3 separate regions of the Homo sapiens genome follow, and all the other regions are linked to region 3. Evidence: chromatin loops called from intact Hi-C (ENCODE). Cell type or tissue: GM12878. All regions are shown on one strand.

What was found. A loop is a pair of places that touch in the nucleus more often than their neighbours do. Peaks named below come from ENCODE experiments on the same cell type or tissue, not always from the same donor. Only the 100,000 strongest peaks of a DNase experiment are listed, where the experiment ranks them.
Region 1: it touches region 3 in a loop (2.1-fold over the local background); 1 of 110 quality-filtered maps calls a loop at or near these places.
Region 2: it touches region 3 in a loop (2.5-fold over the local background); 1 of 110 quality-filtered maps calls a loop at or near these places.

The regions. Positions count from the first base shown.
Region 1 is chr2:161,382,106-161,387,105 of GRCh38, reverse strand. PSMD14 (proteasome 26S subunit, non-ATPase 14) reads right to left here. Exons shown (of 12, transcript NM_005805.6): 8 at 1,535-1,642. Among named protein-coding and RNA genes, the nearest start is that of TBR1, 32 kb to the left of the region's middle. In GM12878, no CTCF peak of the experiment used is centred here; DNase peaks (open chromatin) are centred at 457, 705 and 2,025; H3K27ac peaks cover 993 bases.
Region 2 is chr2:162,056,467-162,061,466 of GRCh38, reverse strand. The region is part of intron 2 of DPP4 (dipeptidyl peptidase 4); the gene reads left to right. Among named protein-coding and RNA genes, the nearest start is that of DPP4, 15 kb to the left of the region's middle. In GM12878, no CTCF peak of the experiment used is centred here; DNase peaks (open chromatin) are centred at 1,986, 2,346 and 2,541; H3K4me3 peaks cover 2,078 bases; H3K27ac peaks cover 3,228 bases.
Region 3 is chr2:161,164,392-161,169,391 of GRCh38, reverse strand. All of the region lies in intron 1 of TANK (TRAF family member associated NFKB activator), which reads right to left. Among named protein-coding and RNA genes, the nearest start is that of TANK, 6.5 kb to the right of the region's middle. RefSeq lists enhancers at 2,120-2,169, 2,150-2,319, 2,230-2,619, 2,630-2,679, 4,901-5,000 and a cis regulatory region at 2,234. In GM12878, no CTCF peak of the experiment used is centred here; DNase peaks (open chromatin) are centred at 2,341 and 3,398; H3K4me3 peaks cover 2,337 bases; H3K27ac peaks cover 3,516 bases.

The DNA of each region.
Region 1 (5,000 bases), 220 kb before region 3:
TACAGGTTCTAACTGGAAGGCAAAACAAACTAAAATGAAAGGAAAAATAATGATGCTGTAGTTGTTACATACACATGTTGTTTAACACAGGTTTGGAACCTGCTTTATAAGGTGCACTTTAAATTACAGGCTATAAGGTAAGATTAAAAAATACAAACTGGACTGGTATAGAAAAAACACGTTATTAATATTGATTACAGTCGATTTTTAAGGTTAAAAAGCAGTGCTTTAATTTTAAAAAAGAAATCTGCAACAGGTGGTGAGTGACTTGCAATTAGTAAAAACTTCTGGCAGAAACATACCATGTAGTAATCACAATGATCTTGGCTTGTGAGATGCTACTTAACCTTTTGCAAAAAATAATGAAGCAGTATGATGCTACCGAAGTTTATAAGAAAGGTCATTATCAAGGCTAAACAGGTCCAATAATATATTCTCTTGGAACATGCAAGTACAGGCTTGTCTGTACCCAATCAAAACCACTGGTAGCTTATTTCATACACATTATACTTTGCAGTTTTCCTTGACTTGCATTTTTTTTTTTCAAATCAACACACCTCAATCCTTTAAAACAAAACACTTCACTTTGATGAAGATTACAGATGAGTGACTGCCCCAAAATTAAGCATTTAAAAGTATAAAGTTATCAAAGTGTAACCAAGGCTTAACCATGGTTAACTGTCAAAGCCACAACTCCCCAAAGACAACCTCATGACAGAGCAAGGTTTCAGAAGGGAGCAGCAATAGCTACTATAATGTCTTTGTTTTATGTATTCTACTTAACCAAACATGGTATTTCTGTCCTTTTAATTAATCTTTAGAGTAGTAATTAACTAGATAGACACAGACTGTGGTGCGTTTAAAAACACATTTAAAATAATTTTTGCAGAAAATAAAGATTTGTATAAAAACACCATGGCATGTGAATGATACAAAGAAAACAATCACTCAAGAGGATATTAAGTGTCTGAATACCAGTAACTGCAATTAATGGTAATTGACTATCACAATAAAAAACAAGACATAAACTCTCATCACAAGTAACATATGGATGTCTTTTATAGGATTTATTTTAAAGGTGGGTTTTTTAAAGAAGAAAATTTTAAGTATATTTAAGAATTACTTCTAGGGATATCTTAAAATATACAGCAATTTCTCCATTGTTTTCTGCTATGAAAAATACCTACTAATCAAGCAATGATAATAGTTACATCCTTCACCGGAAACTCCTATTGGTCCTTCTCTATAATGTTAACCATGCAAAGCCAGAATGCTTTCAAGATAAAAGATCTACTATGCTCCCAAAAAGGGGGTCCTCAAATATGATAGGAAAATTTAAAGACCCCATTAAAAACTGACTCACATATGAGCAAATCTAATTTTTACAACAGTATTTCCACAATTCTTTTAAAACAAAAGAAAAATTAATTTGCAAGCAAATTAAAATGCTAAGAATTAGAACTTAAAAAGACTACTTATAGCAGGCTTTTAAAATTTAAAAGAGTTTTAACACATTATCAAATATAGGCAATACCTGGATAGATGGCTTGTTTAAGTGACCCAGATTCGAAGTTGTTTGTCTTGGTTCATGTCCTAAGACCATCATATTAGCATTGATCAATCTGAAGGCATCAATAACAACCTGTAAAAACAAGGTGTCAAGTCAATTTTTTTTTAAAAAGCAAGTGATAATGCCAAGCAACAGTGGACAAGGCATGATCGACGTGCATCTGTTTCTGGACTATATCCAGAAAATCATTTAATTATAATATTAATAAAAAAGAACCTCCTGCTGACTGTGCCATCAGCACACCACCCTCTATCTTGTAATGTAAGGTGACACCAATTATTGCAATTTTCATGAAGCAGTAAAGAAAAAAATTAACTTTGCATCTTTATTATTGAAATATGTCATTACTAAACTTACACCAAACAGCTTTCACTGGTGTGCATATGTTTGTCACCTAAATTTTACCTAATCAAAATGAATGACAGAGAAACTAAAACTGAAAGTGAGCACAAGTTAAGGGACCACATCTAAAGCCCAGCCCTGTCACATCAATTACACCACCACAGTACTTGAAATGACAACAAAATTACAGCCAGCAAGGCACTTGCCCACATATTCTCTTCTAGTCAGATACCTTTTACTTCTTGTGACTATGAAAGACTTTATACCTTGTCTGATGGCCTTAAATGTCCAAGCCACTGTCAAGTATAAAAGGCACAATATAAGAAAACCAAGGTCATCCATGCTTTAAGCCAAGAAAATGGTATGGAATGATATGGTCCTAAATTCATGGTAAAGATATTACAATAAGTATATTCTTTTTGTGTGTACAGAAATACTTCAAATTCTCCTATGATACAATAACATCTGTTAGCTCTTACATATAAAGAGATTAACAAGAATCACATACTTGCTAAAGCTTTTCAACACTGTAAAGTTTTATGTAAAGTCATGTGACTTTAAGACAGATTGCCACTTTAAGGGAATTTAACTCAATAGATTTATCACATGAAACAATCTTACAGCAAGATCATATACTAAGTAACAGTATTTCTATATTTTGCCTTTAAAAGTGCTGAACGATTAAGATTTATCAATGTTTTAAAAGCTGTGTCAACTAGATTTGTTCTTATTTATACAATTATTACTTGAGGATATTAAGAGATTAAAAATAGTTAAGCCAACCAAATCTAATCAAGTCTGAAAATTCTGCTTGTAATAAGTATTACTGTATGCTGTATGCTAAAGAACAAGATTTAAAGAAAGAAAATCACCCTTTGTAAAAGATTGCTATGATGGGTCCAAAGACAATAACAAAAAATACAAACCTAGACTAAAACATGATGACAAGTTAATCAGTCTAAGCTTCTGTCTACTCATTCGGCCTACAATATCAACTCTGAATTTTACTTTTATTTTGAACAGTTAACATTTTCCCAAAGATTCATTCCTCTTGCATCAAAATAAAGCCAAGTATCCCCAGAACATGAATTAATAGTTTGTGAAAACTTTTTTCTTTTTATACAATAACCTTAATCCACACTTAACTTTCATGTTTATATATAAATATGGCCTACATGCTTATACTTAAAATTTTTTTCTAAACATATTCTCTTTTTTAAAAAAGCAATAAAAACAAGTACTATCAGACATATTTTAGTCAGATGTTATCATAAATAACTTCAAACAATTGTTAAAAATATAGAAGTAAAATTTCCTCACACTCATACTAAAAAAGAACATAAAATAAGATAAAGTTAAAATGTTGGCAAAGGAGGAAGAAGGTGGCCATTTTCCAAGATAGGTATATAACTTAAATAGAAAATTAAGAATTGCCACCCTAACTGTTAACAGTAAATATTTAGGAGCAAAGCATCATTTTGGCCCATTTCAAGATTTCAGTAAATTCATTTGTGAGAGGGAGAAAAAGCTACTACAAAATTATGAAAATTTCATTATATATCACAACAAAATTCCTATATACTTTTTTATACTGAATGCTTTGAAACTAAAATAGCAGACAGCTATTTTACTTGTAGAAGTCTATATTATTTCTCTGAAATATTATAAGCAGGTGTGAAACTTCATAAAAAGGAAATGAAAATACTAGTTCAGTAGATATCATGATCTGTTAAAAACAAATTTTTTAAATTTTCTTAAGAAACTAAGAGAAAAATTCAAGAACTTAATAAAATGAGATGCTTTCATTGACAATTCCTGAGTAGCAATGATGGCCTATAGAAAATGACTACTTTACACTAAGATTAAAGGAATTTGCTGCCATCACTATAGCAACTGTCTTAAGGAAACTAACATGTTCAACAACCTGCAGACCAAAATTAGATTTAGTATGCAATAAAATATAAACATGGCAATATAGTCTACATTTTAATTTTGGTATAATTTTATAATTGCTTTTTGCACTGTGAAAATAAGTGGATTTATCCTTTAGAGCAACCTATCAAAATAGACTCATTAATGTCCAGTGCGCTAATGAGCAATGGGTGAAGAAGGTGTTAATTATGCCACCGTAAGATTAAAAAAAAAAAAGCCCTAGTGAGCACTCGATGGTGTGTATAAGCTGAAAGCGTTTCTCCATGTTTGTGTATTTACAGCATGATGCAATAGAATGACAGCAAAATGGTCACTCCATGGTTAAGAACAGAAATCTTAGATATAACACACTGAACAAAGAACTCCCAAGAATTAATTAATGTATGGGTTGGTAGGGGAAATAATCCATTTTTTTGAGCTCTCTGAATTTTCTAAACAGTTCATTTTGAAGTATATAGACATTAAATTAGTTCAGTTTATATCTTATAAACTCAAACAGTAACTTAACCAAAAAACTTTACACAAAAACTATCTCCTTAATATATAATAACGAAAACCTCTGAGCTAAAGTATGAAGAATATTTTCAGGAATATGATGCTAGACTTTGAAAAATTCCTTTCCATGCTGAAGGCCTACACAATACATTGAATCTCTATTCACCCGCCTGACCATTTAATTTTTTCTGGTACAAGTGCCTTGAGACTTTTCAGAGGTCACTGCAACAGTAGACAGCTTATAACAAAACCATTAGCAGTTTGGCTAGCTTAGGGAAACCTCTTACTTTCCTTTTTTGTTTATTATCACTGCATGAATCTGCAGCATATGATAGTTTATAATTTCTCAGGCTTGTTAAATTCATGTTAAAGGTCTGTTTTCTTGTTGAATAAATTTTGTTCATATAATGCTGCCTATTTCATACACTCAGTCTTTAATAGCACCTTTGGTCTATGCGCAACTCACAGATCAAAACAGAGGACTAAAATAGGGGTTGATGATGCTATTTACATGTGTGATTCCTGCTGTCTTCTTGTTAGTAGCTTTAATATAATAGAAGACCTTGTCTGTTTTGTAATTAACACATCTTTACTGGAGAGATATTTGGAAGTGATTGCTGTGAATATACTGGTTAGTAAAATAAACACAATCACACACCAC
Region 2 (5,000 bases), 890 kb before region 3:
TATGTGGTACAGAAAATAAACATTTTAATAAGATGAGGAGAGAGAAATGAATGTGGACTAAGTAGTAAGGGATAGATCAAGAGACATGAAGAGGAATAGTGGGAAAATGAAGGCCATGAATGTAGACTGTTTATTTGAGAAGTTTGTCCAGATGGCTTGGGGATGCAGCAGGATCAGGTAAGTATTTCTTTAAGATCAGTACACACTCTGCATCCTTAACCACAGAGCAGAAGTGAGCAGTGGAAAGAAACTGAAGATGCAGCTGGGCACAGTGGCTCACACATGTAATCCTAGCTCTTTGGGATGCTGAGGCAGGAGGATCGCTTGAGCCCAGGAGTTCGTTCAAGGCTTTAGTGAGCCATGATAGTGCCATTGCACTCTAGCCTGGGTGACAGAGTGAGACCCTGTTTCAAGTAAAAAAGAGAAAGAGGAAGGAAGGAAGGAAGGAAGGAAGGAAGGAGGGAGGGAGGGAGGGAGGGAGGGAGGGAAGGAAGGAAGCTAAGAAAGAAGGAGGCTAGGAAGGAAGGAAGCTAGGAACGAAGGAAGCTAGGGAGGGAGGGAGGGAGGAGGAAGGAAGGAAAGAAAGAGGGAAGGAAGGAAGGAAGGAGCTTTGTGTTTTAGAGGGAAAAGGTAAGATTTTAAAAAAATCCCTTGGGAACAAGAGGACAAGCATCTGAGTCATAGATTGGGGTGTGGAATGATCGGGGAGGAAGCTCACCTCTCCCTCAGAGTTCTAAGGAAAGAGTTGAACAATGGCAGGAGGGACAGATACCACAGAACTGATGAGCTTGGTAGAAAATAAGCTCCTATGGTAGCTTTTGCTGTAAAGGAGGAATCATTGAATTTTTTTGTTGGCTAATTTTATAATTTTTTCAAAATGTATACTGCAGGACCTGAGTTGTTCAGCATTGTATAATATTTAAAATCTAGAGAACATGAAAAAAGGGAAGAAAACAAACCTATTTTAAAGCTTACGTGACTACTTTTTAATGAGTTCAGGAAAAAGATGATGAAAGTTATTGGGTATTCCCATGGAAAAGAGAATAGAGATGGTAAAACTTCCTTTCTAGGAAGTTACCTTCTAGGAAGCCACAGAGTTGCCATCCTTCTTACTGTCCAGAGGGAAAATTCTAGAGTTTTCTGAATTTGCACTCTTTTGACTTTGAAGCAGAACAAATTAAGTTTCAACTGACCCAAGTCCTAAGGATACTACCAACCTGCTTATTTAAAATAGTTGCAAACCATGAATTTAAACACTTCCATAAAGCCTAATTCATCTCCACCAATTCACAAAAAAATGCCAAGAAAGCATTTACCACATGCAATCACTGTTCCAAAGATTTAGAGAGGTTTAGAAGAGTGATTGTAACCACAGGCTTTGGCGCCATATTGCCTGGTCCAAATGTGGCTTTGGTGCATACTAATCACAGAATTTTAGTCTAGTTACTGGCTGTGCCTATCTGTGCCTCAGTCTCCTTATTTGTAAAATGGGAATGAGCATAAGAAGAATAAGTGGGTTGAAAGTCTACATTGCCTAGAACAACCCAGCAAACTAGAAGAACACCATAAGAATGCGTAATTATTATTCTTTATATGTTTATAACATTTTTTGTTTGTTTGTTTTAACAGCTCCAGACGCAGGTAGTATAGTAATTTTTGCCCCATACTGCTGAATGTTTTGCCTGGCAAATACTGGGAATGGGGCAATTCCTGTGGCAGTTTTGTTTTCCAATAATTGTTTTTTCTTATATCGGGGATGACAAATGCTTGTCACAAAGAGTAGCCTTGTTGATTACACTTATAAATCTTCGGGAGACTTCTTCAATGAGTCAGTGTTAGAGCTTTCAGTTTCCATAAATGCAGATTTCCTTTACTCAGTTTTCTTTTAAACATGAGCTGATCTTTCTTAGTTTGCACTATAATACCCTCCACTGAAGTCTCACTGCAACTGCTTTTAAGTATATGTGAAGAGAAACTAGCCCTTTGCTAAAATAGTTGCATGTTTCACGGGCCAGTGAGTCATTTAGTCATACACTTAAGAACTTTCCACCTTTCAAGTGTTTATCATCACCTCGGATTTCACGGCCTAATGCCAGTCAATTTCATGGGGCATAGAAGCCCTGTACGTATTAGTTTGGGCCATTATTGTATCAGTCTTGTTTATTCCCAGAAAAGTCTTATCAAGAAAAGAGGGAGTGACTATAATCAGAAAAAAAAAAATTCATTTCAGAAAGGGATAAAGCAGTCCTGCCACCTTGCTTAGTGCTGGCTCCCTGTGTGTGTAGAGCTTCCTGACTCTGCATGATAGCAGAGGGAACCAGGCAGTGTAACTCGGCTTAGTTCGGTCAGTCCTTCCAGCCTTGCATTTCTTTACCAACATGTTCATATTTGGGTTAAGATGAAAATAGATATCTGATACTTGAATACTGAGACATACATATTCTGCCCACTTTTACTTTTCTGCTACATATATTGGAGTCGTATGCTGATATTGTTTCAGGGTAATTGGAGTTTCAGTCTCAACATTTGTCTTTCAAGTCCAGTCTTGTGAGCAGTTTTTGTTTTTGCTTTAATGGTGCTCACAATTTTGAGGAATGTCCAGATGAGATTGTCAAACTGTAGTCAGGACTGGCCACCTGATGTTTTAAAAGGAAAGTTTTATGGGAACACAGCTGTGCCCATTCACTCACAGATTGGCTGTAGCTGCCTGCAAGTTACAATGGCAGACTTGAGTAGTTATAACAGAAACTAAAGACCATAAGGCCCACAAAGCCTAAACTATTGACCAACCAGCTATTTAAGAAAATGTTTGCCAACTCCAGGTCTAGATGTTGTATTCTTACCACTTAAAAATACTTTCGTTATAATGTCTAACTTGAATAACGAGATTCAGAAAAACGATTAAATATAGAGTTTATTCAAGTGCAAAGCTTGAGGATGACCTCTTGGAAAACATACTCCAGACAAATGGGGTTAGCATTACCAAGTGAGGAATTGAAAGTTTCACTCATATAGGCAGTTAACAGGGTTGCAACATTTTCCATACAAGGTCAGTATGTATATTACAGTGATTTTGTTGGTTACAGATTGCTATATTCCAACTAAGATTTCTTTAACATTCCATGAGCAGGGGTGATGATCTGAGGGGTTCCTACCTCGGGCACCACAGGGTCTTTTCTGGTCATTTACAGGAAAAAGCAGAAGTTACAGCTGCATGGTATGTGACTCAGGCCACATACCTCTCAAGGCTCAAAATAACCTAAAGTTCCAACAGATTTAAGTTCTAATTATTTAATTTCATCACAATAGGTAAGATGAATCAGTTCTTATATCAGTTAGGGAAATCACACTAGAGGCCAGGCGTGGTGGCTCCAGTTAGGGAAATCATACTAGAGGCCAGGCATGGTGGCTCAGGCCTGTAATCCCAGCACTTTGGGAGGCCGGGACAGGCAGATCATCTGAGGCCAGGAGTTCAAGACCAGCCTGGCCAACATGGTGAAACCCCGTCCCTACTAAAAATACAAAAATTAGCTGGGTGTGGTGGCACATGCCTGTAGTTGCAGTTACTTGGGAGGATGAGACAGAAAAATCGCTTGAACCTGGAAGGCAGTGGTTGCAGTGAGCCAAGATTGTGCCACTGCACTCCAGCCTGGGTGACAGAGTAAGACTCTGTCTCAAAAAAAAGAAATCACACTAGATATTTCAGCAGAGAGATTTAATATGAAAATTGGTTACACAGATAAAAGAGCAAAAGAGAAACTCTGAGGTAACTGAGAAAGTGTAACTGCAGGAAGGAGGAACACAGAAGATCTCAGATCAAAGCTCTAAGGTTTATAATCCCCCTAGCTGCTACTGGTACCTCCGTGAGGCATGATGAAGCAGGTTCTGGATATTACAAAGGAAGCTAGAGGCTGGAGCAGGTGCTACTGCTGGGTGCATGCTGTCAGCAAGAAGGAGGAAAGGAGGAGTCCCTCCTCTTCTCTAATTGCCATCCAATTTTTTCTCTATTTTCTCCTATTAACAGAACCTAGCAAGAATCCTGCAGATGAGGCTTCTTGGAAATATAGCTGTAGAGCCCTTCCCCAGAATTACTGAGCAAGGAAGGGTATGTATATTTGGAGGTGAAAGCCAGTAGGTGACTGGCTCAGGCTTACGGAAGTGTGCTGACCTAACAGTAGCTAGTGGTGGTCTAGAACCTGAGTTGTAATAGTCTGACAGGTTCTTCTTGCCCACTGCACAGATAAAACCAATTCACTGTGACAGTGATATTGCAATAGAGAATTTCATAGTCACAGGAACAGCCAAGTGAAAGGACAGGAGACAGTTCTCAAATTGACTCCCTCAAAGCTTGGAGGTTAGGGTTTTTAAGGATGATTTGGCAGGCAGGGACCTAGGGAATGGGTGCTGTTGATTGGTTGGGGATGAAATCATAGGACTGTCCAAAATGGTCTTTATGCACTGAGTCATTTTATGGGTGACGGTCACAGGACTGGTTGATTTAGTTCCTTGGTATGAGTCACAGGTCCAGGTGGAGTCAGCAGGTCCAACTGAATGCAAAAGTCTGAAAAATATCTCAAAGACCAGTCTTAGGTCTTGACAACTTGACAATAGTGATGTTATCTATAAGAACAATTGGAGAAGTTACAAATCTTCTGACCTCTGGAATAATGGCTGGTTATCATTTAACTACTAGCCTACATCTTGGCAGAATTCAGGCCCCTCCTATAGTCCTCACTGTGTGGCTTTTTCTTCGTCTTAGAAAGGCAATCTCAGTCCTCAGAGTGGGTCAGTTTTGGGAGGGACTATTACCATCCTTGCTGCAAAGTTAAACTATAAACTAAATTCCTTCCATAGTTTGCTTGGCCTGCACCCAGTAATGAGCAAAGGTAATTAGTTTGTGAGGTTAGAGGCAAGATGGAGTCAGTTAGTTTAGATTTCTCTCACTGTCATAATTTTTGCAAAGGCCGTTTCAGAGGCTCCTGTGCTCACTCTGTCTAGTC
Region 3 (5,000 bases):
AATGCTATTCACTGTTGAACAATACCATGGATACTTTTCCTTTTCTGAAAACTTTTTTCCCTGAAAATTCTTGTTTGCTTTGTTTCCTATTATCACTAATACAACTCCTCAATATATTCAGACACGTCAGGTATTCTATCTCTTTAGAAGAATCACTCTGTAAGCTTTCTGGCTTGCTCCAATCTAGACTAGTTGCTCTCTATGCCTGATGGAAAGCCTTCATCTTGGGACCTTCTTTACCTTGAATTTGGGGATACCCTTTGTCCATCTCTTTCTTTAATTGAATCCCTCATTTTCAGTCTCCTGAATCTTGTTTTATATCCCCACGTGGTGACGCAAATCTTGTAGCAGCTTCCTAAGAAAGTGTTTGGGAAGTAAATTTTTTGAGGCTTTGCATAACTAAAAATATCTTTACCCTCTGACTTAACGGATCCTTTGGCTAGATTAAGAGTTCTAGGTTGGAAGTAATTTTTCCTCAGAATTCTGAAAGCTTTGCTATGCTATCTTCTAGCTTCTGTTTATTTTTTTTGAGGATCAGATCCATTTTGATTCCTGATCTTGTACAATTCTCACTCTGTTGCTCGAGGCTGGAGTGCAATGGTGTGATCTCAGCTCATTGCAACCTCCACCTCCGGGATTCAAGCGATTCTTGTGCCTCAGCCTCCCCAGTAGCTGGGATTACAGGCGCACGCCACCACACCCAGCTAATTTTTGTATTTTTAGTAGAGACGGGGTTTCACCATGTTAGCCAGGATGGTCTTGAACTCCCAGCCTCAGGTGATCTGCCTGCCTCGGCCTCCCAAAGTGCTTGGATTATAGGCATAAGCCACTGTGCCTGGCCTTAAACCGATTTTTTTCTCTTTGAAAACAATTAGGATTTTTTTTCTTTTTGTCCCTAGGATTCTGAAATTTCAGGACCATACTTGGCCATGGACTATATCATAGCAATAGGTGTTTGGTGGGCCCTTTCAATCTGGAAATTCCTCCTTCAGTTCTTGGAAATTTTCTTGAAAATTTTTTGGGGCAATTTCTTTCCTTTTGTATTCCTTTCTGGGACTTCTACTATCTGGGTTTTGAATCTTCTGTACTGGTTCTCCAATTCTCCTTATTCTGCCACTCCTTTTAAAATGAACTTCCCTCCTTATTTCATAGTGAGAAATAAAAACTTTTAATGTGAGGAGTGCAAACCCATTTTAATTATCAGGCCCAGAGAGGCACTGAAATGTAAGTGTGTGACAGCAGTCACACCTCACTCTCCCGTGAACTAAATGACCCTCTTGAAGCTACCTACTATGTGATGCCAAGTAGCCATAAAATGCCATACGTTAGATACCAAAACTCATGCCCTATAGTTCAACAATGTATAATCACTAATCAATGTTATTTCTGTAAACCAGTGAGAATTCCTATCAAATAACTTAGTATCAGCCCATTCTTTGCTCTCTTTTGCCTTTAAAAACCTGGTTGCGGCCAGGCACGGTGGCTCACACTTGTAATCCCAGCACTCTGGGAGGCCGAGGCGAGCGTATCACAAGGTCAGGAGATCGAGACCATCCTGGCTAACACGGTGAAACCCTGTCTCTACTAAAAAATACAAAAAAATTAGCCGGTCGTGGTGGCGGGCATTTGTAGTCCCAGCTACTTGGGAGGCTGAGGCAGAAGAATGGAGTGAACCCAGGAAGCGGAGCTTGCAGTGAGACAAGATCGCGCCACTGCACTCCAGCCTGGGTGACAGAGAGAGACTCCATCTCAAAAAACAAAAACAAACAAACAAACAAACAAAAACCTGGTTGCAACAAAGGCCGAATGGAGCAACCCCCCAAGGCAACCTGGAAGTGTGTCCAAGGCAGCTGTCGTCAACCTTTACCCAAATAAATTCCCCATATTAATTTTGCCTCCATTTCTTTAGGTTGACAATAGATACAATATCTTAAGTCTGTTGTCTTTGGCAGCCATTATCCTGCCAAATGACAGCCAACCAATCCTGGATAAAGAAAGTAGTAATCAAGGGTAAGTAGTGGTGCCTCTGGAGCTGCACTGAGGCTGACAGTGTATGAGCCAAATCATGTTCCACCTCTAACTGCCTGTTCAACCAGAACATCTGAGCTTTGATCAGTTATGTATATATACATTGGAATTCCACGTTTGAAGAGAATCAAAGGCTTAAAGGTAGGATTTTCGCCATCTTGACCCCAGGATGATTAGTCATTCTTTAGTAAGGTCTACTTTTTTGTAGGTGGTTGAGACAAGTGTGAGTAATTTGGGAGGCAGGCAAGGCCCCTCTGCTGGGTTTCCCCAACTGCTGAGCCTATTCTGTTTCTGGGTAAATGTTCTGCCAGAGTTCACACTTGTGGTGAGAGACCAACTCAAATCTAAAGCAGTTTCAGGATGGGGAAAGGAAACCACCTTGAATAACTGCTACTCCTTCCACTTTGCCCTAGAAAAGAAAGCCACCAGCCTTTCCCAACCCCTTGGGCTATGAATAAGAGGAGTTCATATTCTATTTCAGAAAAGTTGCCACTGTAGTACATAAAGAGGTGAATCAGTGAATGAAAGACAAATTCTGTGTTTTTGTTTTGTTTTTTGTTTTTTTTTTGAGACAGAGCTTCACTCTGTCCCCCAAGGGTAGAGTGCAGCAAGTGTGGCGGTGCAATCATAGCCCACTGCAGCCTGGACTCCTCGCCTCAAGCAATCCTTCCACCTCAGCCTTCTGAGTAGTTGAGATTATAGGCGTCAAGCCACTGTGCCCCACTACATCTTGGTCTTTTCTGTATCTTAGTTACATGCTTGCCTTCTCACCCACAAAACACATCAGGAGTAAAAAGCAAAAAAATCAGTCAACAACACGACATATACACATAAATAAGACATCTTCTCTTTTGGATGGTTAGGAAGATCTTTAAAGACACTCAAAAATATTAAGTGTGTTTTCCTTACCTGAAGAAAGGAAATGGAAGAGAACTGTCACTACTCACATTTACTTGTGATCATTTTCCACTTTTAAGGAGTTATATAACACAAGCAGCTAATTCCCCAACTGACCTCTTGCATTTCTATTCTCCTTCCACATTGTAAACTTTGGTCATGAATATACCCATAGCATATTGTACTACGCTGTTTCTGTGCTCCATCCAGGCAGCTGATATAATAGAAACCTTAAATATCATAAATCCAGCAGTGTTAGAATTTGAATTTTGTATTTTTCCATAAGCTGGAAGGCTAAATGCAACAGGATAAACAAGACAGTCTCACTGGTTAAACCCAAAGGTCCCCAGTACATGTTCTCCATTTTGCTGGATGTTAGAACTTGGTGAAATTTTCTATGTGATCTTGCAAGAGCTAAAAGATTTCACTGTCAAAGACCACACCCATGAGTCTCAGTTTTGCCTTACTTCCTTTTTTTCTCCAGTAATACTTCTTTCTCTGAGACTATTTATCAAATGTTATGGGTTTAAGTGCACAACTAAACAGTATAACACCAAAAGGGAAAGCAGGCATGTGATGTTCTACTCCTCTGAGGTGAACGTAAACATGGCACTGCTCAGTTGGCTGTGCTGAACTGAGTAATCTTTAAGGGGTATCCTCTCCTCTGACTAGGGGCAATGTTAGAATCTGAAGATGGGGGAGGAAGGATATACAATTTTGAAATAGTTAATATTAAAAATCTATTACATAAATCATATAAAGAAGGACTTTGCATAATATTCACAGATGAGGGAACTAGAAGAGAAAGTCTGTAGTCAGTATGGTGAGGTGTAGAGGAGGAGTAGGACTGTATGGGAAGGAACATGTATTACAATCCTCTAGGATTTGTGAGATTTTAATGTTTATCAGAAAGGAAATATGGATTTTTAAAGGTTGAGAAACAACAATCTCAAGGGAAAGGCATTTCTACTTTTGGGATTCCAAATACTTGAGGTTATGAAACCACATTCCAGTAAATGCCACATAATAAATGGTTGTGAATAGTAAAACCACTTAAATCTCTCACAATAACAGTTGATTTGCTGATTCCAAAAATCCTTCTTCAAGCAATTAAAAAAAATCCTTTATTTTGAAAGAATCTAAGTCTCTAACTTCTGTCCCTTATAGCAAGTCACTCTCTGGAAAAACTATTACCTGATTGGGTTGTTTCGCTGTTCAATAGAACAATTCTCATACTGCAACTATTTCAAAGACTCTCATAAGTTCAACTTGCTAAGTAACCATCAAAATGGAACTCATATTAATTTTCTTTGTCTACTCAATTTCCAGTAATTCCTTACTGCAATGACTTAAAATACTTTGTTGTCAATGTTAGCAACCTATTTTCAGTAGACCCTTCCTTTTGCAAAAAAAAAAAAAAAAAAAAAGTATTGGTGTTAAGTAAAAGCTATTATAGATCACTAGTACTCAAAATGTTTACTCTCATAACTTACTACTGATAATTACCATTTATAGAGAATATATCTCTGAAGGTAAAAAGTTACTGTCCAGGAAATTTTCCATGAGACAAACAATTGCCATCATTTACTTCCCAAACTCTTTTCCTTAAGAAAAATACGTCCCTTTAAAAATGTTTTTCTTGGTTGCATAGCAATGTGAATGCACTTAACATTATTGAACCATATACTTTAAAAAAAGGTTAAGATGGTAAATTTTATGTTATGTGAATTTTACCACAATTTAAAAAGCTTTTATAGATTAGGAATTGGAAAATGTGACACATGTACTACATAAGTCCCAAAGCCTGTTTTCAGTTGCATAGGGCTTGGTACCAGTTACCCTCAACTTATTTGAACAGTGACCAAATACTGCACTTAGTTCAAAAGACTTTGAAAATTAATTAACAACTCACTGAAAAGGTAGTTCATTTCATATTCTGTTATCCCTTCCTGAAGATAATCATAATCTTGGTTCCGAACTATAAAGCGATTTTTGTTACATATCTAAATAATAGCCTCCTCTTTCCCTGTATTTATGATTCAAAACCATGGCAGCAAGCATAGGAGATAACAGGT